Linked DNA regions of Homo sapiens: all the other regions are linked to region 1. Evidence: chromatin loops called from intact Hi-C (ENCODE). Cell type or tissue: HepG2. All regions are shown on one strand.

The links. Peaks named below come from ENCODE experiments on the same cell type or tissue, not always from the same donor. Only the 100,000 strongest peaks of a DNase experiment are listed, where the experiment ranks them.
Region 2: a loop joins it to region 1, with 5 times the contacts of the local background. A loop is called at or near these places in 2 of 110 quality-filtered maps.
Region 3: it touches region 1 in a loop (2.1-fold over the local background); 4 of 110 quality-filtered maps call a loop at or near these places.
Region 4: it touches region 1 in a loop (5-fold over the local background); 5 of 110 quality-filtered maps call a loop at or near these places.
Region 5: it touches region 1 in a loop (7-fold over the local background); 2 of 110 quality-filtered maps call a loop at or near these places.

Annotation. Positions count from the first base shown.
Region 1 is chr3:30,256,725-30,261,724 of GRCh38, forward strand. No RefSeq gene overlaps it. Among named protein-coding and RNA genes, the nearest start is that of LINC01985, 260 kb to the right of the region's middle. In HepG2, no CTCF peak of the experiment used is centred here; DNase peaks (open chromatin) are centred at 2,357 and 3,237.
Region 2 is chr3:30,196,594-30,201,593 of GRCh38, forward strand. No RefSeq gene overlaps it. Among named protein-coding and RNA genes, the nearest start is that of RBMS3-AS1, 260 kb to the left of the region's middle. In HepG2, a CTCF peak has its summit at 2,706 (motif pointing left); a DNase peak (open chromatin) is centred at 2,698.
Region 3 is chr3:30,342,123-30,347,122 of GRCh38, forward strand. No RefSeq gene overlaps it. Among named protein-coding and RNA genes, the nearest start is that of LINC01985, 170 kb to the right of the region's middle. RefSeq lists an enhancer at 1-1,180. In HepG2, no CTCF peak of the experiment used is centred here; DNase peaks (open chromatin) are centred at 379 and 2,359.
Region 4 is chr3:30,317,224-30,322,223 of GRCh38, forward strand. No RefSeq gene overlaps it. Among named protein-coding and RNA genes, the nearest start is that of LINC01985, 200 kb to the right of the region's middle. In HepG2, a CTCF peak has its summit at 2,693; a DNase peak (open chromatin) is centred at 2,688.
Region 5 is chr3:30,594,308-30,599,307 of GRCh38, forward strand. No RefSeq gene overlaps it. Among named protein-coding and RNA genes, the nearest start is that of TGFBR2, 9.8 kb to the right of the region's middle. RefSeq lists enhancers at 2,854-3,353, 3,032-3,176 and a cis regulatory region at 3,097-3,110. In HepG2, no CTCF peak of the experiment used is centred here; a DNase peak (open chromatin) is centred at 3,124.

The sequences.
Region 1 (5,000 bases):
CCCCCAGAAGATTCCATGTATCTCACAGGAATCCAGAAGCCTTATGTTTCACTGCAAATGACTCTCTGGAAAGTAACTAGAAATAATAATAGCTACAGCTATTACATTTACTATATTCCAACAGCTAAGTGATTTAGAAATGTTATCTCATTTGATCTTTGCAATGGTCCATGAGGTAATTTTTATTAGACTTATCTTAAAGAGGCTGAGAGAAGTTGAAAGAAACTTGCTTACTCAGATAGCAAACTCAGGTCTACTGAACTCAAAAGCCACGATATTTTTTTATTTCACAAATGCTCAGTCTGTAACATGCCATTTTGCTGCTTTTTCCAGGGATATTTGTGTTTAGCATAATCTGTGATAACAGAATGGGTTTGTACTTCCTTGAAGGAACTTGGACACTGATGAACAGGTAGAGATGACCTTATTTGGCTGGCCATGGAAGCCTGAAATCATGCTATGGGTATTTGTTTTGATACATGAAAATAAGACTTATGGATAAATGATGATGACAGAGATGTCTTCCCTGTCAGAGTGAAAGCTTTCTGTAGATCTTTCTCCATACAAGTCAAAGCATGTCCTTAAAACAATTAGGAACCTCTGTTTTGGATAGAAGGAATTATTTTCACAAATCGAGTGTTGTAACCTCCCTAAATTCTATCATTTTCTGGAAGGAATATGAACACCAGAAAGTTTCCAAATACTCTCAGCAGTGTACAACTGTTGGGTGTGAGTAAACCCAAGCCAAGTGTGAACCATATCAGCTTTAGCATGTGTGTTAATTAGCATGTCAGATTGAGCGGCACAAAGGTTTGACATCCAGAAGTTCAAATGTTGACTCTACAACCTTCCAGGCACATCTCTTAGTCCATTTTTGTGTTGCTCTAACAGGATCCCTGAGGATGGGTAATTTATAAAGAAAAGAGGATAATTTCGCTCACAGTTCTGTAGGCTAGGAAGTATAAGAAGCATGGCAAGGCCATCTACTCAGCTTCTGGTGAAGGCCTCATGCTGCTTCCACTCTTGGTGGAAAGTGAAAGGGAAGTGGGAAAGTACAGAGAGATCACACGGCAAGGAAGGAAACAAAAGAGAGAAACTGAGGAAGCCAGACTCTTTTTTAACACCATGCTCTCATTGACTCCCACAGGAGGGCATTAATCTATTCATGAGGGAACTGCCCCCATGACCCAAACATCTCCCATTAGGCCCCAGCTCCTAACACTCATGCACTGGAGATAAAATTTCAACAAGAGTTTTGGAGAGGACAAGCCATAATCAAAACATAGCAGTCTCTACATCTTGCTTTCTTCATTTGTAAATGAGGATGAAATATCTTAGAGCTGTCCTGAGAACTGACACATGTAAAACACTTGGCTCTGTCTTCCTCAATTAATGGTAGCCGCTGTCATTATGACTATCAATATATCCTGAATGCAGACATCCACAAGACCCTAGAGGTTGCTTCTATAAACTTCTGGCCCCAGAAAATGGATACCATCAGTTTGTAGGTAATACTGTGAAGTCAGTGGGTTAGCATGCAGATAATGCTAGTAAGAATAAGCAGTATTTTTGAGCATTTACTATGTACCAAGTCTTGTACTAAACATTATATATAAAATATCTTATTTAAGCCTCACGATGACTCCATGCACGCTAGTGTTACCCCATTTTACAGATGATGAGACTGAAGTATAAGAAATTAAGTAAATAATCCAAGATCATACAAATGAAAAGACATGAAACTGGAATTTGAACAAAGGTCTGAGTAGATGGCTGCGGTCTTCACCAATGAGCTATAAGAACAAATATTTTTAAACTGCTTGCTAGAGGTAATCTCTTCTTTATTAATGCAAGAGAGCATATTATTCTTGGCTTTTGTCTTCAGATAGTTTTATAAAATAAACACTGAGCACTTCTTGCATTGCTGAGATATTGTCTTGTTAGTGAAGAAGTATTATCAGGACACTCAGAATCAAGTATGGTCCCATTTTTATTAGTTGTATGGATTCTTTACAGCTGTTATTGTGAAATCATTCCCATTCCATTAATATAGGACAGATTATAAATTGGAGTGGTCTTACTGCTTTTATTTAGTGGATAGAAGGGAGGAGGCAAGGGAGATAAAGAGGGCTATAGTGTAACAGATAAATCTATCCCTTCCATTACCTGCGCTGGAAGCTTAAAATGCTCCAGGAAGGTCATTTGTGATGTAAACAGGGACAGTGTGCACAGAGAGCTTTTTACAAATCTGCTGTTTACCTAAGAGAGGCACCCTGTGGGTTATCCCAATGGAATTCACTTTCCTGTTTGGTTTACCATGGAAGGGAAAGGAGGCCTAACAAACAGCCCTTCGGTTTGCTCAGCTGTGAGATATCCATTAACCAAGCAGAAGTTTGCCTGCACACACTGTATGTTTGCACAGCTTGCAGTACCATCTTTTCAAGACCCACCATTGTCTGGAAAGCACTCCAAAGTCCTAAGTCTATAATAAAGCAAATAGCTTGCACAGTTATTACTGTCAGGTTCACTTTTTACACTGTAGCCTATGAATGTCATCAGTTAAATTAAACCTCAAGAAGACCAAACACAGTGCATGAAGGTTAAATATGCTCTTGTGTTTGTCGGCACATTAGCCACCAAGCCACTTTCTCTTCAAAGTGTCCTTCAAGACACTTTCTTTCCAAAAATCTATTAGAAATTTGATTATCAAGTTCAGATAGAGAAAAATTCACTCTCTGAGTTTTATTGAGAAACTTTTCCCTAGCAAGTAACCATAAAGCATTTTCCCTTAACAGTTCAGATTGAGTCCGTAGCAGAATGATATCCATAGCTAGCAATTATTTACATAGACTGGCTTTTCAAAACCACTTGCCCATGTATTTTCTCATTTGCTTGGAACAAGTATCATTATTATTATTTAATTTTTCTCAAGAGAAAACTATCCTCAAAGTGGTTCAAGGATTGTCCTAAGATTATTCACCTAGTAAGTGGTAGAAAAAAAGCTTAGGTGCCTGTAGTTCTGCCTCCAGGGTCTTTCCACTACTCATCTTCATATACAAATCTACTAGATCTTGCTACTTAAAGTGTGGTCCAAGAAGCAGTAGCAGCAGCAACAGCGATGGCACAGCACCACCTAGGCAGCATCTCAGACCCCACCCAAGACCTACTGAATCTGAATTTTTTTTTCCTTCTTTTTTTAGAGATAGGCTCCTGCTGTGTCACCCATGTTGGAATGCAGTGGCATGATAATAGCTCACTCTTACCTCAAATTCCTGGGCTCAAACAATCCTCCCACCTTAGCCTCTTGAGTAGCTGGAACTACAGGTGGCACCACCACACTTGGGCTAATTTTTTTTTTTCTTATTTTGTAGAGACGAGGTCTTGCCATGTTGTGCAGGGTGATCTTGAACTGGCTTCAAGCAATCCTCCTACCTCAAGCTCCTAAAGAGCTCAGATTACAGGCGTGAGCCACCGCGTGGTCCTGAATCTGCGATTTAAACAAGATCCCCAGTTGACATTAAAGTTTGCAAGGTACTCTCATTAAGACTCACAGGTATAGTGGTATCTCCTTTCCTCAACTAAATAATATATCAAAATATTGGCATTTGAAATATTGAGTGTTAAATACCAACAGGGTAGCTGAGACCATGCCATTTCTTAGGACATTATATAGGTTTGCAGATCTATAATTTCATCTTCACTTCTTGAAAATCTCATTTTGGTACACAAACAACTGTGTCCACAGTTACACATACACTTATCTGTGCAAGAAAATGATGCTGTTTGTCTCTACCTGCTTGGGTAACAATGTTCATTTTTATTGGCATGGTAGATTGTGAGGGAGGAGCAGTAAGCCATCTGGAGCTTGAGCCAGATATTCCATTAGGGGCTTTCTAGTTGATGCAAACTTTTAAATTAAATGTTCAATGTCAAGTAAATGCTTGTGAAATTGCAATTCTCCTGCCATATGATGTGCTGCTTAACAACGGATTATACTTGCTGTTCCTAAAATAAATTATCTATTGGAAATCAATGTTATATCCAATAGCTTTGCTGATAAGCAGTTAAATGAGCTCACCATTAGTCATTTAAATGTCTTGGTTCTTATTTTTCTTGCCTGCAACATTAGATCAAATAATCTCTATGCAACTCATCCAAGTTTTATCACAGAATTGGAATTTTAAAGTTTCTGAAGATTTGTAGAGCCTGGAAGGACAAAGTGAATTCACAACCAAATAATATCTTTCCCCCTGCATTCTTTTGTGAATGGAATCCTCTGGCACTTCATTAATTGCACTTAAAATAACTGTTTCCTTTATTATTCCTAGCATGAAAGAGTCTCTAAAACTCTCTGCAGTGTAGTCCAGCTCAGTCCCAAAATGAAGTATACATGATTGAATGTCAAGACGTTGCCGAAGCATTCCGAGAAATTCACCATATAATTACAGGACTAGGTTCTGGTATATTAGAGTAGGTGGCCTGGAGGAGGAGCTTGGTGGTGAAAATTTACACAATGGCAGAAACCTAGTTTCTGAGTAGGTAAATTTGATACTTGTCCTTTTGTACTAGGAGTATTTTTAAAAAACAAACTCCAGAAGAATAGCTCACTCTCAGTTTTTAGGGTGGTTTAGGCCCTCTTATTCTTGGTCAGGACCGACACTTCCATCTCAGTTTTCTGCCCAAACACGGTCAATCTGTGAGCAGACATTTTAGATAAGACCCATGCTTCTGAGGTGAAAGTGGTGCTACCTAGCTGGTTTTGGTATCTTTGAGGAGGCACCAGCATTCTAACCTCAGATACCTGTTACCTGGGATTATCATAAAAGGGAAGTGGTATGTGTAGGGAATTAAAGAGTGTTAGAAAGAAAGAGAAAGCTAATTCAGAAGCCCAGGCAATGCTGGATTGGATAAAGTCCAATAATGCTTAGCACAGGGCCCAGAATATTCCAAATGCCATGTTTATAAGTTAAAAAGCTGATATAATTTTACTTCATTTAAGG
Region 2 (5,000 bases), 60 kb before region 1:
CCCAAATCTGAAAGTGAGATTGAGAGTCATAAAAGTCAGCACTGACACCTTCCAGCTGAACAATACCGGCAGTTCCCTATATCTAACATTGTTGCCACATGAGAAAAATAAACCCTTACTAATTTAAGCTAATAGAAGTTTTTCGTGTAGCCATTAACATTCTTGACTGTTGCAGAACTTATCTGGGAAGAAAACAGAAAGAAATCGTAAAACTCAATCACCCAAATGGATCACATCTGAGTTGAAATATGATCATCATTTTCCTTTTTGCGATATAAACATATTCAATCTGCATCTGTGTGATACTTTCCCCAGGTGCACAAGAGGGAAGATGCAAATTGTGGCTTCTCTGGTTTTTTACTTTTGAATTCAGGAACAAACATAGAAAAATCATTCTCCATAGAGAAGAAAAAAACTGGGATTTAAATTTCAAGTGTCTGACTTTATTCTGTACCCAGGGCCCTGATCCTTGAAGCTGCACTTCCCACTCAGGTTTCACAGGCCTAGATGTCTGAATTTTGAAAAGGTGCTTTGTATTGCAACAATGTGACTGCACACTGCATTTCTTTTATGTATTTATTTTTTCATTAAGAACATTATGTATTTCTTCATTAAGAACACAACAGATATACCAAAAAAGAAATACGTTGGCTGGGCGTGGTGGCTCACGCCTGTAATCCCAGCACTTTGGGAGGCCAAGGTGGGTGGATCACGAGGTCAGGAGATCGAGACCAGCTTGGCCAACATGGTAAAACCCCGTGTCTACTAAAAATACAAAAATTAGCCAAGCATGGTGGCACATGTCTGTAGTCCCAGCTACTCAGGAAGCTGAGGAAGGAGAATCGCTTGAACCCGGGTGGCGGAGGTTGCAGTGAGCTGAAATCACACCACTGTACTCTAGCCTGGACGACAGAGGGAGACTCTGTCTCAAAAACAAACAAACAAACCAAAAAAGAAAAAAAAAATAAATAAGTTAATGAAATAATACATCTTAAGGAGCTATGGTTTATACTAAGACAGCTGGATTTAGCATTTTTAAAATACCATATTATTCTAGATTATTGTGCTTCCAGGCAATGGCTATACATTTCAGTCAGCTCACTAGCAAAAAACCTAGGGAGTTAGACAAATTCGAAATTGGATTCTGGTTCCACCATTTATAGTGATATGAGTCACTTGCAGCTAGTATACTGGTTAGTTCTTAAGACTGTGACTTCAGACAAATAATTAGACCTATCTTAATCTCAGTTTTCACAGCTGCAAAGGAATTACTAAAACCAGTCACTAAAGTTGTGGTAAAAAGTAAAGAAATATACTTGATATATACTATTAGCTATCATTATTATTAATTAGAACTTGACAGACAAATATCCACTCTTTCTGCATTATGGTTTGTTGGAACGTCCACAGGTTCACTCTTTCTGGGATGAGACAGGGGAAGGATAATGACAAACCAAACCAATACTCCAGATCTTCAGTCTACGCTTCTCCACATTCCCAGGCAGCTGCTTAAACCATTTCAAACAACAGCAATTTAGAAAACAGGTTAATCTGAGTGATGATGACCTTTATTAAGCTATCTCCAGGATCCCAGAGGTTGGCAAGGCTGAAAGTCAGAGGTGAGAGGGAGGTCAGAATCAGTCCCTTTTGGAAGTCAAAGCTGCAGATCAGTTGGAGCAAGTGGGAGTTTCCCTGAAGAGGCCCTATACTTGATGACAGAAAGAGGAAAAGCAGATGTTTCCTCACCATCCACCTTCACTGCTAGCTTCTCTGCTCCTCTGTAGATTAAAGGCTTAAACAGCTGCACTCTTTGTCAGTTTATTGATCTTGAATGAAGGAATTCTAGGCAAGTTCTTTATTTGGTACAACTTGTCCAGGAGGTATAGATTGTGTCATAAAAGTGTGCCTGCAGATTGTTTTGCTGAATCATAAGCCAAGCTGATTTTCTGGAACTGACAATCATAGAGTAACAGTTTCCAACGTTTGTAACCTATCCTAGTGAATGTGAAAGGCAAATCAGGCAAATCCCAAAGATAGATTTACTTATTTATTTACAGATTGGAGAAATTGAGATGGGGATTTGCCTGAGTCCGGGAACTTACCTTCAATGAGCTCAGGTTCTCCCAAGACAAGGTGGGCTTAGAAGAGATCTCAATTATCATTTGAGATATGCTATTAAATAGCCATGGTTTCTTAGGGATCATACAACATTTGTGGATCTTCTGCTAGTCCATCTATAACACGAGCTTGTGTGTTTTCAGTTATGACCAAGGATACTACCAGATCTAATGCAACAAATCTTTGATTAAAAATGGAAGCATTGCAAATTTGGCTGATGAATGATGATATGTAAATAGATACAACACCTTTCCTTGTCTTCATCATTACAAGAATAGCATCATACTATATGTTTCTGGACTGGAATATGCCTTTTGGTGTACCTAAAATTGCCCCTTTCAAGATACACAAGCAACTATAAGTGTCAAGTTTTTCGGGTGATAAATTTCTACCACTGTCAGATTCATTTGCAAGCAGATAATAGATTATTAATCATTGGGGCTTATACTTAGTACAGGGTAGGTTATTTCACTAGACCCTGTTATTTTGGGTTGAAGAAATACAGAGATGTATGTATTCTACTACTATAAAAAAACACAGATGTCAAAGGACTGTAAACTGGCACAGGCCTGCAGCGCCACCTGTTGGCTATTGTGTTAATATAAGCTTTCAGAAAAGAAAGCTTATCTCCAAAGTTAAAAAGAGGCAGGGTATGCGCAGGCCAAGTTTGAGTTAAACTCACTTTTATTTGAAAAGAAAAAAAAAAATGCGTCCCTAGAAAATGGGTGGGGCTGCTTAATTCTGGATTCATTTATTTTTAAATGAAGCACTAGTGGAAAATGGAAAGATGGGATAATAAAATTTCAAAACTGGAGAAGTTTTTAAGTAATGATATAACCTCCTCACTGTGCAGGTGAAAAAAACAGAATGGAATGTATCCCACAACAAGACGCTGTGTATCCCAGAGCTACAGAGCTTGGTAGTGAGGCTGCCGGAATTACAAGTAACTTCAGATTTACTTCACAGTTCCGTCTGGGTAGCTTTCTTTAAAAAGGTGCATTTTAAGAGATCTTCATGTTCTTTAATTTTACCAGAATTATAATGAGTATCGGGGCAGTTCTTGCAATATCCTTATTTAAATTTACAGAATTGTGGAAGTAATAATTAGTTTTTAACCCTCCATTCTATCTGCCTGTTAAAAACTTTCAACAACTGTTAACATGCTTATGGAATCTAAACTTGCCAAAAATAATTTCTTTTTTTTTTCTCCTTCCCCATGTTTCTCTGCAATTCATTCCCTTCCTCCCACTAGGAGAGAAGGATTTTTTTTGTGGTATGCGGATGAGGGGCTGTGATTCCATTGAGACATATGTGGCTCCAGTTCCTAGGTTGTGGTTCCCTGAAAACGCAAATTGCTCACTTGAGACAACCAAGAGCCAACAACAACAACAACAACAAAACTTCCAACTTGCTCTCCTATCCTAATCACATCTCCAGGCCTATCTGAAAGGGATGGAAACTCAATTGAGAAATGGGTCATAGCACACGCAAGATCTGACACAGGGTAAAAAGTTAGCAAATGCCACCCTCAGTAAAAAAAGAAGACCAAAGGAGTCCAGTAGGGCTCAGAAGCACCATCTTGGACAGAAGTCAGAAACATCTACCAGGAACAACATTTAGAATTTGTAAGTTTTTCAAAATTAAAGACACCTTTATTTTTGTTTATTTATGTATTTATTTTAAGTTCTGGGATACAAGTGCAGAATGTACAGGTTTGTTACATAGGTATACATGTGCCATGGTGATTTGCTGCACCCATCAACCCGTCATCTAGGTTTTAAGACTGCATGCATTAGGTATTTGTCCTAATGGTCTCCCTCCCTTTGTCCCCCACCCCCCGGCAGGCCCCAGTGTGTGATGTTCCCCTCCCTGTGTCCATGTGATCTCACTGTTCAACTCCCACTTATGAGTGAGAACCTGCAGTGTTTGGTTTTCTGTTCTTGTGTTAGTTTGCTGAGGATGATGGTTTCTGGCATCATCCATGTCCCTGCAAAGGACATGAACTCATCCTTTTTTATGGCTGCATAGTATTCCATGGTGTATATATGCCACGTTTTCTTTATCCAGTCTATCACTGATGGACATTTGGGTTGGTTCCAAGTCTTTGCTATTGTAAATAGTGCTGCAATAAACATACGTGTGCATGTGTCTTTATAGTAGAATGATTTATGATACTTTGGGTACATACCCAGTAATAGGATTGCTGGGTCAAATGGTATTTCTGGTTCTGGATCCTTGAGGAATCACCACACTGTCCTCCGCAATGGTTGAACTAATTCACACTCCCACCAACAGTTTAACAGCATTCCTATTTCTCTACAGCCTCACCAGCACCTGTTGTTTCCTGACTTTTTAATCGCCATTCTAACTGGCGTGAGATGGTATCTCATTGTGGTTTTGATTTGCATTTCTCTAATGACCAGTGATGATGAGCTTTTTTTCATATGTCTGTTGGCCGCATGAATGTCTCCTTCTGAGAAGTGTCTGTTCATATCCTTTGCCCACTTTTTGATGGGGTTGTTTTTTTTTTTGTAAATATGTTTAAGTTCCTTGTAGATATAGCCAAGAAAATCCTAAGCAAAAAGAACAAAGCTGGAGGCATCACTCTACTTGACTTCAAACTATACTACAAGGCTACAGTAACCAAAACAGCATGAAACTCATACCAAAACAGATATATAGACCAATATAACAGAACAGAGACCTCAGAAATAACACCACACATCTACAACCATCTAATCTTTGAAAAATGTGACAAAAACAAGCAATGAGGAAAGGATTTTCTATTTAATAAATGGTGCCAGGAAAAATGGCTAGCCATATACAGAAAACAGAAACTGGACCCCTTCCTTACACCTTATACAAAAATTAACTCAAGATGG
Region 3 (5,000 bases), 85 kb after region 1:
TTCTGCTCTTCTATGTTTATACAACAAAGTTACTAAATGTAATTTGGCTAATATAATTTTTGTCTTATGTAAGTTATATAAGCCTCTTAACAATATGTCTCTTTCTACAAATTCTGTTTTATAATCATTCTCAGAACAACCACAGCTACCATTTTTACTTCATCTTGCCTCTATATGTGTTTGTGTATATATTAGACTATTTTGCCTTTAAACTATGTTATAAGGTAGATATCTTCATTTCTCATAATCAAATCTCAACCTGCAAATAATACACTTAGGATATCTCAGCTGAACTAAAACTTTGGACCAGCCTGTTTCACTCCAAAGCCTTTGGGGCTCAAGCTTCGCATGGTACAATCCTCTGAGTCTGAGTCACTGGTGAGTCACTTTTGGAAGTTGACAAGACCAGGTAGCTGAGCCAGATTCTGAATTATGAAAAATCCAGGCTTCATCAAACAGTCTTTCCTGGGCATAATAGAGCAATGTGTCATAATCACATCAACTGCATGTACCTTCTTGTGTTTCGTATCATTTTGAAAGACAAATTATCGTATAAGAATCATATCCATGTGCTTAATATTTTTGATATACATATATATATATAGAGAGAGAGAGAGAGAGAGAAGGAAAAAAAAGCCTGATATCACTTTTTATCCACAGGATACCTACTAACTTCTCAAAAAGCGACAGCAGTCTTACCTAAACATGAAAGATATGCTAATAAAGTGACCTAGACCCTGGAGAAAAAACGGGGGAGAGTCAGCAACTGATTTTGCCTGAGGGCAAGAGATTATGTCCTGCCCCCAAACAAAATAAATAAATAAAGCCAACCCAAAACTGACAAGCAGAAAAGCCAGAATGAAGACAAGGATTCTAAAGTAGACCGAAGTAAACATCAAGATGACAGTCAAATGCAAAAATAAAACAAAGCAAGACTAGAGTCAGACCAGAAATAGATGTAGGATTAAAACATGAGAACAATCTTAATTTTTTTTCAACTATAAAGGCTTCCTTTTTTTTCCCTAATATCATAAATCACCATCTCTCACAATTAGTGAATCATTAAGCCAATAGTTGAACCTCTTGGGTGGGAGATTAGGAAGCAAGGAAGACAGATAAAGGGCCGACTTCTTTCTCAGTGAAGAGAGAGAAGGCTTCACAATAGAAACCTTGATAGGTACATATGATAATTCTCAGAATATTTAGTTTATCAAAACATCCTGTTCTTTGGTAAAATAGGGCTTTCCTGACAGAAATATTCCTGACCTTGGGAAAGTATTTATGATTGTTATGTACAAAAGGATGTGTTTTTGTGTTTGCATCTGTGAAATGAGAGCAATGAATGATGCTAGGAAATTGTGGGAACACAATTCATTTGTGGGAGCGCTTCCGATATTTTAAACAGCTCAAGTTGGCATTAGAGGGTAACATGAGAATTTACCTTAAAACCACTTAAGTCTTAACAAAAGAAGAATAACAATTAATATAGGAAAAGGAATTTTTTTGGAACACAGGAAACTGAGTCAGAGAAAAATCCGGGCCTCAGCTTCCAGGTCCCAATTTTGGTATGAATGAGGTCATTAGGAAGCAAAGGCACTATGAATGGCAAACTTTCACTTGAAATAAAGGTAGTAATGGGATGGGGGAATGCAGCCCTGCATATTTCAACTAACAATCCACTGGTTCTTAACAACTTTAAAATAAAATAAAATAAAAATAAGCTAGCAAAATATTCAATAAACTAAGTCATGTAAGGGCATGGTCTTAAACTACAGTAGGATCAAAATAATCCTCCAAACATTCTTTGGGCAGGAAATGAAGAAACAAATGCATGAAAGCAGATATGATTTGGGGACTTACAAGATCAGATTTATAAGTGCATCACAAGATGTGAACCTTTCTGGATATGTACTGACTGTGACTCAATTCTATTTAATTGAAAATGGGAAGTTAAATTTTAATGTGCATTTGATAGTATAAACCACAAACCCTTGGCACAGAAAAATTCTTACCTGGTGCCGTAGGAGGGTGGTTAGGTCAGTAGAAAAAAAAAATGGCAATTTCTTTATAATGATTTTGTTTTATACTTAAGTTACCTGAAATATATTATTTCTGTATTGAGCCAATAGGTATTGAGCCAATTATCATTCATAATTATCATTCATTTTTTGGTAACTATAAGTGCTTTTGTTGTTGGTAGTATAAGAGGGCATTGGCCTCTTTGCTGTCTCATAACCAGGTTGCAATAAAAGTGAGTCTAAGACCAAATTCTGTCACTATGCAAACATTTGTTACCAAATAGGTATAATGAAAGCTTATAGCCTGGTGAGTAAACTTGAGAAGTGACAGCTCTATGTTCTCTTAAGTGCTCTGAGGGCACACACAGAAAAGGTCCACTCAGGGTAAATGCAACAATGTTTTCCTGGCAGGAGCCAGCCAACCTTCTAGTGGCAGTCAGACAATAAAGAGTCCCAGGAAGCTAAGGCTGTACATGCACCATTTTGGAATCTAAATCTAATGTTCCACTCCGAAGCCTACCATCTATGTTTATTAGATGCTTGTACTCTATTCATAAGGTGTAGAATAAAGCCAACTAATGCAAAATTATTTATACCATACCATCTCTTTTGAAGTTTTTAAAAATGGCATAAACTTTTAAAGTTACAAACAACCCAGGAAACAACCCAAACGTCCAACAACAAGAAAACAGAAAAATAAATATAATATATTGGCATAAAGGAATATCTCAGGAATAAAAAGAAATAAGTGGCCTGACCTGAGATCTACATCTGCAACAACATGGATGAATCACACACACATTATATTGAGCTTGAAAATCCAGAAAAAAAGAGTACTTACTGTTTGATTCTACCTATATGAAAGTTCAAGAATAGGCAGACTCATTTATGGAATAAAAATCAGAATAGTGGTCGACTATGGAGGTGGGGGCATAGACTGGAAAGACATTCAAGGGAACATTCTAGGGTGATGGTAATGCTCTATATCTTAACTGGGGTGTTACTCTTCAAATTATATATAATATATATATATATATATATACACACACACATATACACAACACATATACACATGTATGTGTATATATTTATATATCTTATTAGTACATACGCTAATCACACTCAACTCTTAAGAATATTGTATGCAATTACATCTTGTTTAAAAATTACTACCAAAATAACACATATCTACTCCCTAAAGTAAAGTCTCAAGATAGCTCAGAGGTTCCAGTGCTATTAAGAAAGAGAGTGTTCATTTGGTCCCTGGGAAATGATAGTAAAAGTTCCCATCCTTTTATAAGCAGTTCTAATGTGTCAGGCACTATGTTAGTTAATTGCTTTTCATAATTCACATCACTGAATTCTATCAACAACTCTATGAAGATTGAATTATCATTATTCTGATTTTATCACTGATGATGCTGATGCCAGAGAGATTGGTTGTTTTGTCCAGTATCACTGTCTAGTAGTTACAGTGTTGGTCATCAGGCCTGGTGTCTTTGTTGAACTCCAGAGTTTCCTTGCTTCAACCTCAGGCCAAGGCTGTTTACCCAGTAACATCATCAGAGCTCTTCATGACTTCTAAGATGGCGAAAGCAAGAAGAGGAAACTGTTAGAGAAAAATTACTAAAAAGTAAACCAAGAGATGAAGTAAAGGGCAGAGGTAGAAAAGAATGATATTGATTTCCTGGGACAGAGACTTATAAAATGTATTCTCTTCAATGAGGGCCCAGAAGTATTTAATTACTGTCAGCCTGAAACTACAATTATCAAACAAATTCTCTCTCCTGCTTCCCACATTATAATAAATAACCTATCTTGCCAATCTAGATTGCTAGAGATTTTTTTATTATCATTTAGAAGGAAGTCAATTCAGATAGGAGATAGGTTTCTATTCAGAAGGTCATAGATCACTTACAGCATATTCAGCTCAATGGGTCACCATTATTTTACCCTGATTAGTTGTAATTATAGTTTTACTCTGCCCAAGATGTTTCACAAAAAAAAAAAAAAAATCCCTAAAATCTTTGGTTAGTATTTTACTTCAGTTCATACAAATAAAATCAAGGGAGGTTCACTTTTTTTTTTTCAAAGTAGGTCAAATTTTTCCTGAAGAATAGAACACAGGAAAATTCCAAATAAAGAAATATCTTCACCATTTCCTTTACTTTGTCTCACTCCATATTTCCTGAATCAGCTTCATTGTGAATGACTCAGTAAGAAACTTAACAGGCAGGCATACTACTTAAACCAGCCCTGGCTTGTTCAGTATTGTGTAAGTTAATGGTAATTTTTAGGCATACAACTGGGCTCCAAACTTCTTTAAGGAAGAGATTATAACTAGGATGCTACAGTGGGAGCATACATTTGTAATGATTTTAAGAATATATTTTCAAAGGGTTTGAATTTTATGGTTAGGTTGGAATAGGGATTATTGCCATTCTCCATCTTTCTTTGCCTTCTCATCCACATTCCCTGTTTTGTATGCACAAATCAAGTACTTGCACACACACACACACACACACAGAGTGTCAAGTACTTGCGCGCGTGCGCGCACACACACACACACACACACACACACACACACACACAGAGTGTTCTGAAAAATTCAATATCCTTAGGGACAATTGGACAGTATTAGAAGATTTGGCTGTCCCCCTCCATGTGCAGTGTTAAGCCGACAGTTTATGCCTGCAGGTGGCTGCTTGCAAATGCAATTAGGCTCTGCACCCATTGGGAGGGCTCATTGCACTTAATTAGCTGGTCCAAGACTGTATTAATATTAGTAATTTTCCACCTGCAAGAAAAATGGACAGCTTAAGTCAGAGGAAATAAAATATAGGGCCAGGTGCATAGGCCATGGTAGCCAATGAATGCTATTTAGTAAAGAGAAGTATTGAAGCCTGAGCCCATTATGTTAAGATGTAGTTTGATTATCCTGGGTTTCTTAACAGGGATTTTTCTCAACAGGAAAAGAAAACC
Region 4 (5,000 bases), 60 kb after region 1:
CTCCACAAAGTTGCCCTCCATCCATGCATCTTTCCCAGAATAATGGAATGATTATTCTTTATTTTTATAAGATACACATAAGAAATATTTTCACTCTCAAGAAACATCATTAATTTTATCCTTTAGTACAATAGATTCCAATACATAAACTATCTTCTTTTCAAGTAGTCGTCTGTTGTTAATTTGATTTTCATATTTACAAAGTTCAGTACTAAAGGTTTCTTTATTTCAAGCAATTTTTGTTTTAAACATGTAATAGTTGCTATTTCATTTGGTTCAATATTTGTAAAAGTACAAACAAGAAGTTTCAACATTTCTAGCATGCCATAGAGCTTGTCTATGGCTTAAGTAGAACGAGGAAAATGGTTATTATCTTTCTTCTCACAGATAGAAAATCTGTTATATTATATATTTCTATAATAACTTTCCAAACACAAAACTGAGGAGTGAAAAAACTGAATGCTTGTGATGCCTGAATTATTCACAGCTTTTACGTTTGTTCTTTTGTCAATAACAATCGCATGACATTTTCCTGATTTTCCATTCTATAAAAAGTTGAAAAAGTTGACATTCTTCTTTTGACTCATTCTCACAAAATGAGAACAATTCCTCAATAAGGCTTTTCTTGACAGACTCATAGCCTAAGTATAATTAAATAAGTGAAAATTAAATATAGTTTTTAAATGCTATCTTTTTTAATGTTGTGAGTACTAATACACCAAATAATTTTATGAAGATCAGAAATACCATATAAATGTTTTTTACCTTGTATTATTATTTTACTTTTGTAAATATATTCTGATCCTAGAAGAATATAATATTCTTCCCAAGTTATGTAGCTAACATAATCTCATAGCATTAGTATTTTCTGTCAATCATTTCTCCATTCATTTCATTGTTGAAAGGTTCTTAAAATTTTTCAAAATCACTATTAATTGTTGTAGCATTTTATGGTTGGAGAATAAATGTACATTTATAATCAAATAACTGCCAGAGTTTCATCGTATGTACAAGAATCAATGAATCAGGATGAAATACCTAGCTCATTTTACTAACTTGGCGATGCTGTTTCAGTATGACAGTAATGCATGTGATCACGTGACTGTGCCCAACCATGCTGAAGGATATCAGATATGGTATGAAATTATACATGAATCTTTAGCCCAAATCCTTCAAAGGCCAATGCTGAGGCCAAAGGAAAAGAATATATTTTGGCTGAATACCTAGGCCAGAACTCAAAATATTGATGCATCCTTGAATAGACTTTGTTGGGAGACAAATTTTAGACTATGAAAAGATATATTTTTTAGAATGTTTGATTTCCATTTTGTTCAAATAAATACATCAGAATGTTTTTACACTTATTGCCCCTAAATTAAAACCACAGTAGTTTGTATATGCCTACCATGGTTCAGCCTTGCAAGTCAAGCATTCTTTCCTATGAATAAAATAACTGACACAGACAAATAACAAAAAGGTTGATACAAAAAAGAGCATGAAAATCATCCAGAAAAGAAGTAATAAATAACAGGATAAAATGGGTAAGTAAAGACCAAGGCAGTGCCAGTCCTCAAAGATCTACAGTCTGGGTGGGACTTTGGGTAAATAGCCATTTCCTATTCAGAGATACTGTCATGGCCACCACTGACTTATCAAGTGGGTGTCTTTCTGTGCCAAAGCTTGGCCAGTGGAGGTAGACTGGTTTTAGTTCCTAAATCGGTCTCCCTAGGCTTGTGCTCTTGCACAGTGGTAAGTCTGGATAAGGGGTACTATATGGTACCAAACAGTGAAGAAATAAAAAAAAAATGGCATGTAACACCATTTTGAGGGATCAGAATGATTCTGAAGAAGGAGTCTTTAGTGTAGGCTGACTTTACTGTCTGCAGGCAGGACCAATGACTAAGTTGTGATGTAGACATAGAGAAAAAGAAAAGCACCTTGAATTTCAATATTCTCCTTTAAACTTTAAAAATTAACATGCTTTCTGAATATTTGAAGTCCCAATTAGGAATTCATATATTGACTCCAATGAAACTCATGTTGGTGTCACTTAAATTGTCACTAAAATAATATATCTCTTATATTGTTAAGCCAGATGATTAAAATAGACAGCTTTACGGTCAAACAAAACTTTACATCTATGACTTACTAGCTTTGTGATGTTGCCCAAATTATCTACATTCCTATAATCTCAGTACTATCTGCTCTAAAATGAGAATAATAGTAAGGTTTATGAAATGATTAAATGAGATAATACATTTAGAGTAGGGTCAAAATTTAGTGCAACACAACCTAGAGTGTACATATGAACTTTAGTTTCTCTATTTCTATAACAAATACAAACCTTTTCTTCTGTTTCTGTTTCCACTGACAGCAGAAGCTATTTCCAGTTATAAGTAATAAAGTCTTTCCTACTGTAAACAATCTTATTTGGGGGTAAAATGAGGTTTTCATTTCTGTCTGAAAGAGCTTTCTCTTCTCCACCTTCCTAAGATGGCATCTGGACACATAGGAAATCTCCTATAGCCTCAGGGAATCTCCTGCCTTCATGCTATGTTTCTCCATGGCTTCACTGACCCATAAATGAAATGTAGCTCATTTTGCCTGTTTTCTAGGCATAGAGTTCTGACCTCCTTGCATTCTCTTCTGAAGTGTCACAGATGCTGTAACTCACTGGCTGGCCTCTTGGAGCAGTAAAGACTTCATTTCCCCACATTGCTGCTTTGGCACCAGTTCAGATATTTTTTACTGAGCAGATGGGCAGGGACTCAGCACTCACCTCACACCTCATGACTGACACCTTCTCAGTCACTGTCCATTTTGTTCTTGGCACTCATGGGAGGGTGCACTGAGTTACTGAGGGTCACAAGCTTTATCTTTACTTTAGTATTGATTCATTCAAATCTCTTTTCTTCTCCTATATGAAAAGCTTTTACCTGCCTTTTCTCTTTGGTGGAAACTTCCCAAATATTGTACTCTCTTTATAATTCTTTATTCTAAGGTTAACCCCCTTCTGTTTTCCTGGCATGACAGTATTCATGACTTAAGTGTGAATTCTGAAGGAGCTACAGGGGAATAAAATGAAAGGGATTACTGAAAATCCACAGAGGTGTTGACCTCAAGATCCTCCTTTTCTTATAACCTAAGAGGAAAATGTAAGTAAACAAACATTTTAAAAAAACAGCTAAAATAAACTAACAGCAATCATGAGGATATAGAAAGAGTTTGTTGCCAGTAAGAAAGATTGAAAATGTTAAAAATTAGCAAGGCTGAGTGTGGTTGAAAAAAATTCTAAGAGGGATCTCAAATTCCCACTCCCTTGTGTACACGCATGCCTTATAATCCCCTAACCTACTTTAACTGGGTAGAACCAGTGAATATAATGAGATGTCACTCCTGTGATTAGGTTACTAATTAGTTGACTTGGAGTTAGCCAAAAGAGATTATCCTGGAAGGTCCTAACTTAATCAAATGGAATAAAGTGAGGAGTCAAAGAGAGAACCTGCTGGCCTGGAAGAAAGCAAACAGCCATGTTGTAAATGACCTATGGGGTTCAGGAAGTAAGAACCTGAAGGTGACCTCTAGCTGCTGACAGTGGTCCATGGTTGGAAGATAGTTATAAAATGGGGATTTTAGTTATACGCCCACGAGGAAACTAAATATGACAATTTTCTAATAAAGCGAACAACTTGTTCCTAGCTCACCAGTGGTGAGTGGAGGTTCCAGCAGAGCCATTCCTGACTCTTGATCCATGGACACGGTATGATAATCAATGTGTGTGTTGTTTTCAGGCACTAGGACTGTAGTAATTTGTAACTTGTCAATAGAAAACTAATGTTCTGAGGTATTATATCCAAATATAAATAAAACTAATATCCAATCCCTGCTTTCCAAAGAAATATGTAAGAGGCAATGGAAGGAAAATGGAAAATAAACACCCCCTCCACCACACACACACACACACACACACGCACACGCAGACACAGACATACACACACACACAAACTCTTACAATAGATGTCTAACTTGGAAAGAGGTGAGAAAACAGCTACTTTGATCAGTTCCAAATGGAAAGATAACAATTTCCACAAAAATCTTAACCACCATGACTATGTCTGAGTTCAAGCAGAGCCAAAGAAAATCTACAGTTTTAAATTAGAATGAAAAAGAGGAAAACAAATAAACACAATTAGAAATAATAAAGGGAATGTTACTACTGACCCCACAGAAATGAAAACAAGCATCAAAAACTACTATGAACACATACACACACACAAACTAGAAAACCTAGAAGAGATGGATAAATTCCTGGACATATACAGCCTCCCAAGACTGAGCAAGGAAGAAGCTGATTCCCTAAACAGACCAATAACAATCTTCAAAACTGAATCAGTAACCAATAGCCTGCCAACCAAAAAAAGCCTGGAACCTGATGGATTCACAGCCAAATTCTACCAGATGTACAAAAAAGAGCTGGTACTATTCCTATAGAAACTATTCCAACAATTGAGGAGGAGGGACTCCTCCCCAACTTATTCTATGAGGCCAACATTATCTTGATATTAAAATCTGGCAGACACAACATAAAAAGAAAATTTCAGGACAATATCCTTGATGAACATTGATGCAAAAATCCTTAACAAAATACTGGCAAACCAAATCCAGCAGCACATCAAAATGTTAATCCATCATAATCAAGTAAACTTCATCCCCAGGATGCAAGGTTGGTTCAACATATTGCAAATCAATAAATGTGATTTATCACATATATGGAACTAAAGACAAAAACCACATGATTATCTCAATAGATGCAGAAAAGGCTTTCAATAAAAGTCAACACCCCTTCATGTTAAAAACACTCAATATACTAGGTATTAAAGGAACATACCTCAAAATGACAAAAGCCATCTATGACAAACCCACATAAAACATTATACTGCGAGGGCAAAAACTGGAAGCATTCCCCTTGAAAACTGGCACAAGACAAGGATGCCCTCTGT
Region 5 (5,000 bases), 340 kb after region 1:
TTTCTCGGTGTTGGAATTTATTGACTATCTTTTTTTTCATTAAGTTTGAGATATTCCTAGTTCATGGCATGATGAATCATATTCTATCGAAACCTGGACATTTTTGCACCGTGTTACATGATTTACGATCTTATTACAAACCATTTGCTTTAATATTTTGACACTGCTTCAGTGAGATGGTAGGCACCACCTTGTTACTGCTAGTAGTTACCACCTTGTTACTGCCAGTAGTTACCACCTTGTTACTGCCAGAAGAGGTCTGGGTTCCCCCACTTTACCTCCAGTGACACCTGTGTGGTAGAGGCAGCGGGGAGGGAAGCATCTCATTATTGCTGGTTACAGGTTGGAGTTCCAGCTCCTCTAGTGGTCTCCACTGATGTGGTAGTGGCCTCATTACTCTAGGCAATAGTTAATGTCCTAAATTTCCAATCGGTTTCTTCTGATACCACCACAGTGAGGAAGGATAGAGACATCTTGCTACTGCTCGATGTGGTCCATGCTGCTCATGTGGTCTCCATTGCCACCATGAAAGCAGAGGGGAGCAGAGTGGGGATATCATTACTGGACAGCAGGGATGAAAATCCTTCCTTCTGACTTGGTCTTCTTTGAAGCTATCCTAGTCGAAGTGTTAGGGTTCCTCATTACAGACTCACGAGGGTGGAAATCTAGGCTCCGAGTTCATCTTTTACTGGTATAGATAGGTGTGGGGCCACAGTATTTCATGTGGTATTTTGTTGGAGAAGTTATTGTGTAAAATGTTTCTGTCTTGATAGGTTGCCTTTTTCCTAATGTTTGGCTAGAGAGAAGAAGCTTTTGTTGGAGCTTAAATTTTCTTTTCTTTTGTCTATTGGTATTTATAGGTTTCCGGCTTCTGCAGCTTCATGTCTGAGATACGTGAAGCAAAAAGGAAGCCCACGACAATTACTGCCATGTGATTTCACTAGGTCTAGGCATCCCGAACTGGCTTGTCTTTATATTTTCTCCTTTTATAGTCTTCTTACATTTGCCTAATACATAATGTCTGGGGCTTTTATTGTACTTATCAATAGGAATAGGAAAAATGTGCCTATGCCATATTCGTGGAAATGAAAGTCTGGCATGACTATCAAAAATAAATTGGACTCAGGAATGTTGAACAAATTGTTCAGGGTCACCCAGTTAGAAAGTGAAAAATCAAGAAAGAAATGAGTAATAGGCACTTTAGAGTGAAATGGTCTGAGTTTGGTTTCTAGATCTATCACTCATTCTAAATATTATTAGTAATTTTTTTTTTCCACAGGCCCCTTTGAGAATATGATAAAAGCTAAAATCTTCTCTTCTGAAAAACACACTTATGGCTGGGCATGGTGGCTCACGCCTGTAATCCCAGCACTTTGGGAGGCCGAGGCGGGTGATCATCTGAGGTCAAGAGTTCGAGACCAGCCTGGCCAACATGTTGAAACCCCTTCTCTACTAAAAATACAAAAATTAGCCGGGTGTGGTGGTGGGTGCCTGTAATCCCAGCTACTCGGGAGGCTGAGGCAGGAGAATCGTTTGAACCCAGGAGGCAGAGGTTGCAGTGAGCTGAGATTGTACCAATGCACCCCAGCCTAGGCAACAGGGTGAGACTCTGTCTAAAAAAAAAAAAGAAAGAAAGAAAGAAAAGAAAAGAAAAACATACTTATGCACATACATACAACAGTTTGCACTTCATTTGAGTTAATTCCATGAATTCTAGGTCAGGATCTCCTGTTTTGGAAAAAAGCATGTTGTAGGCTTGTATGTGAGGAAGAGAGAAGCCACATTTATAAGAACAGAGCAGAGAATCACATTCTGAAAGGGAGTTTGCTGGTTCAAGTGTGGCTCTCAGAACGAAGAGGCTCTGAGGACTTGAATGAGTAGAGGACAACCATAGGGGCATCATGGAGTGCCAAGAGCAGTGGTTTTACTAGAAGATGCCCGTCTTCATCCCCACTCACCGGAGGGATGACTCACCTGTGCAGGCAGCTCTGCCGGGCTCCTCTGTATGTGTAGATTATCATCTGTTAACTGATGATCACCATGCTGGATGTGCTATAGCAATGCCCTCAGGGCTCTCTGGCTCCAGAGCACTTCTGGACCCTTTCTGGATAGGAAGCAAATGATATTGCTTGGACTTTGCAAATGGACTTAAGCACACCAGTGTACCCTGAGCTGGGGACAGAGGTAAAAGACTAGCATAAAGTTTGACATATAGGACAACAGAAAAGAAAGGTTAAGAAGGCTATGAGGGCTACAGGAAAGAGCAGTCAGATAAACAATTTGTATTTTAGCATTTACTAGCTAGGTGGCCTTGGATAAGTCACTAATGTCTTTGAATATCAATGTCTTCACCTGTAAAATGTTGATAATAATATAAATAATAATTATAGATTAATAATTTCACATCATATAGTTTTTACATGTAGTGAAGAAGATCATACATGCAGAGACTCTTTGTGAATTGGAAAACACTATACCAATATTATTTTCTAGGTCTAGCTAGAGATTATATACTTCATCCAGGAGTAGAATTTTACGTACATAATTGTTACCTTTTGTAAGATATTTATGTAAAGGATTGATGTGAAAACGTATAACAATTCTATGGTAAAACCATGATCTAGTTTTCTCTACTTAGAGAAAAATGTCCTAGGGAACATGGGTACTCCCCATAGAGAAAAAATATGTTTCATTAGAGCAGATGGCTGAGGAGAAAAAAAGTAGAGCATAATAAAAGGTATCTATAAAATTAGTCAAAACACTGAGTGTTACAAAAATAGTTCAGTGTTTTAACTGTCTTTTAGGGGTTTGTTTTACACGTGGAGGCAAAATGATCATAAAAAATATCAAAGGCAACCTCTCTGAACTATTTTTTTCTGGAATTCTAAAGAACTGGCAGCATTCTGAGAGCCTTTAGGTGAGGAATGACTAAGTGAGAAACAGACAGTTCAGTTTTTTATAACTTAGAGACAAGCATTTACCATTCTAAACAATTCTAAACAATAACCAATGAGTCTATTGTCAGGTTCAGGAAGGAGGCAACCCTTTGAAATGCCTGAAGGTAAAAGTGGCACAGAGTGTTCAAATGATTCTGTTGGTTAATAATTAATATCCTCTGGAGACTTGCGCAAATGATTATGCAAGAGCACATATCACACTGTGCATTCCTAACCTCTGATACACTAAAGCATAAGTGTTTTGTTACCAAGTATTCTTTGCAATCTTTCTTAGCCATTAATCTAAAGTTTCTGCATTTAGAGAGCTGTTGTGAATTGACCAAAGTCAATTTGTCATTGACAAATATTTAGTTAGGTTTGGTAGATGGGAGGAGTTAGAAATGGATAAGAACTCAAGGTCTCCCCACATCCTTGCTATCCAGGTAACATTTAACAATAAAAATAAATCTCAGATTGAATTCCTCAACATGTACAAATTTTTATTAGCAAACCTGCATGGACCTCTTCTGTAAACTAAGTGAAGACTTTACTCTTGATCCTTCAGCATGCTGTGATAGTATTTTGCAGGAAATCACCACTTTAGAAAAATGTGAAAATTTTTGAGCAGTAGGATACAGTTAATCTGAGATCAAATGTCAGAATATTACAAAAATGGCTTAAGACAGGACTGGATACTTAGGGCTATGGCTCTACTGGAAAGGATGTAAGATTTTATGCCCTATTCATGTCACAGGAGGCATACCTGTACAATCCTGTAAGCCAGTCTTTATATTTTGAGCACAAATAATGGCCAAAATGAAAATGTATTTCTCACCTCCATTATGCAAATTAACAAAGCTTCTGGAGTTGAAAGAAGAATAGGATTGGCTGAAGCAATTCCAGAAGCTTTCCAGGGGTACAGCCTTTTGAGAAGACCTTTCCAAATGCTACAATATGTTTGAAATATTTATTTTTGATTAAGGTACAAAGTTTTTCCAGTAAATATCAAGTATTTATTGAATATAATTAATGCATATACATTGTATATGTTTTAAGATGTGTAATACCATTAATTTGAAGTACATGCCCATTAAACAGAACTCTTAAAAGTGCTAGTATCATCTTTTTTCTGATAGCAACCAAATAAATCCACCTTAAGGTAAATATTTTTAAGTCAATTAACCCTTATTGGTAAGTGGCTTTGTACTTTTGAGAAATGAATAATTAAAACAATTTGTTGTAATTAAAGAAATTGATTATGTTTGATGAAGTGTCTAGCTTCCAAGGTTTGTGTATAGTTTGTTTAATAACTATTAAACTAAGTGATTGTGGCACTTGGAATATAATGTCCAAATAGGAGTGTCATTATTTTTAAGGAAGCACATACTGAGTTTGACAAAAAGATTTAAAACGGTTTATTGTAATTTTCCTTCTTAAAAAATTAAGAATTCGAGATGAATGTTTTACCAGGATGAAATTTATGAATGTAACTACAAAGGATATAAAGTCTCTCTCTGGAAATGAAATCTGTCTTCATTTGTTTTTACCATTTTCACTTTTACAAAGCATTTTTCATCATTTTAAGAGGAAGTTCTGTGCAGGTGTTTAAATTCTGTGATGAGCATTATGAACCTCATTTTGTGGTCAGGCATTGTGGGCAATGCAGATTTTATTTCCTAAATTCACAACTTTCTAAGTCCCAATTTTTAAATATTACAAATTATAGAGTTTATTCATTGAACCATCCTCTTATTCACTAGTATTCATTGAGCAAAAAATATGGATCAGGCACAAGAAGCTAAAAATGCTAAAGACACAGTCCCTGCCTCAGTAAATCACAGCCTAGTTGGAGAGACTGAGAGGTGGCTGGTGTCATGGCAGCAGATGACAGAGTGGCTTAGAGCCTGGGCTCTGCAGCCAGTCGTATTGAGCCAGAATTCTGACTCTGCCATCTCTTAACCTCTCTCTGGTTCAGTTTCCCCACCTATAAAATGACTATGTATGATGCTATCTACCTCATAGGATTGTTGCGAGGACCAATGTCATTTATTCATACAAACACTC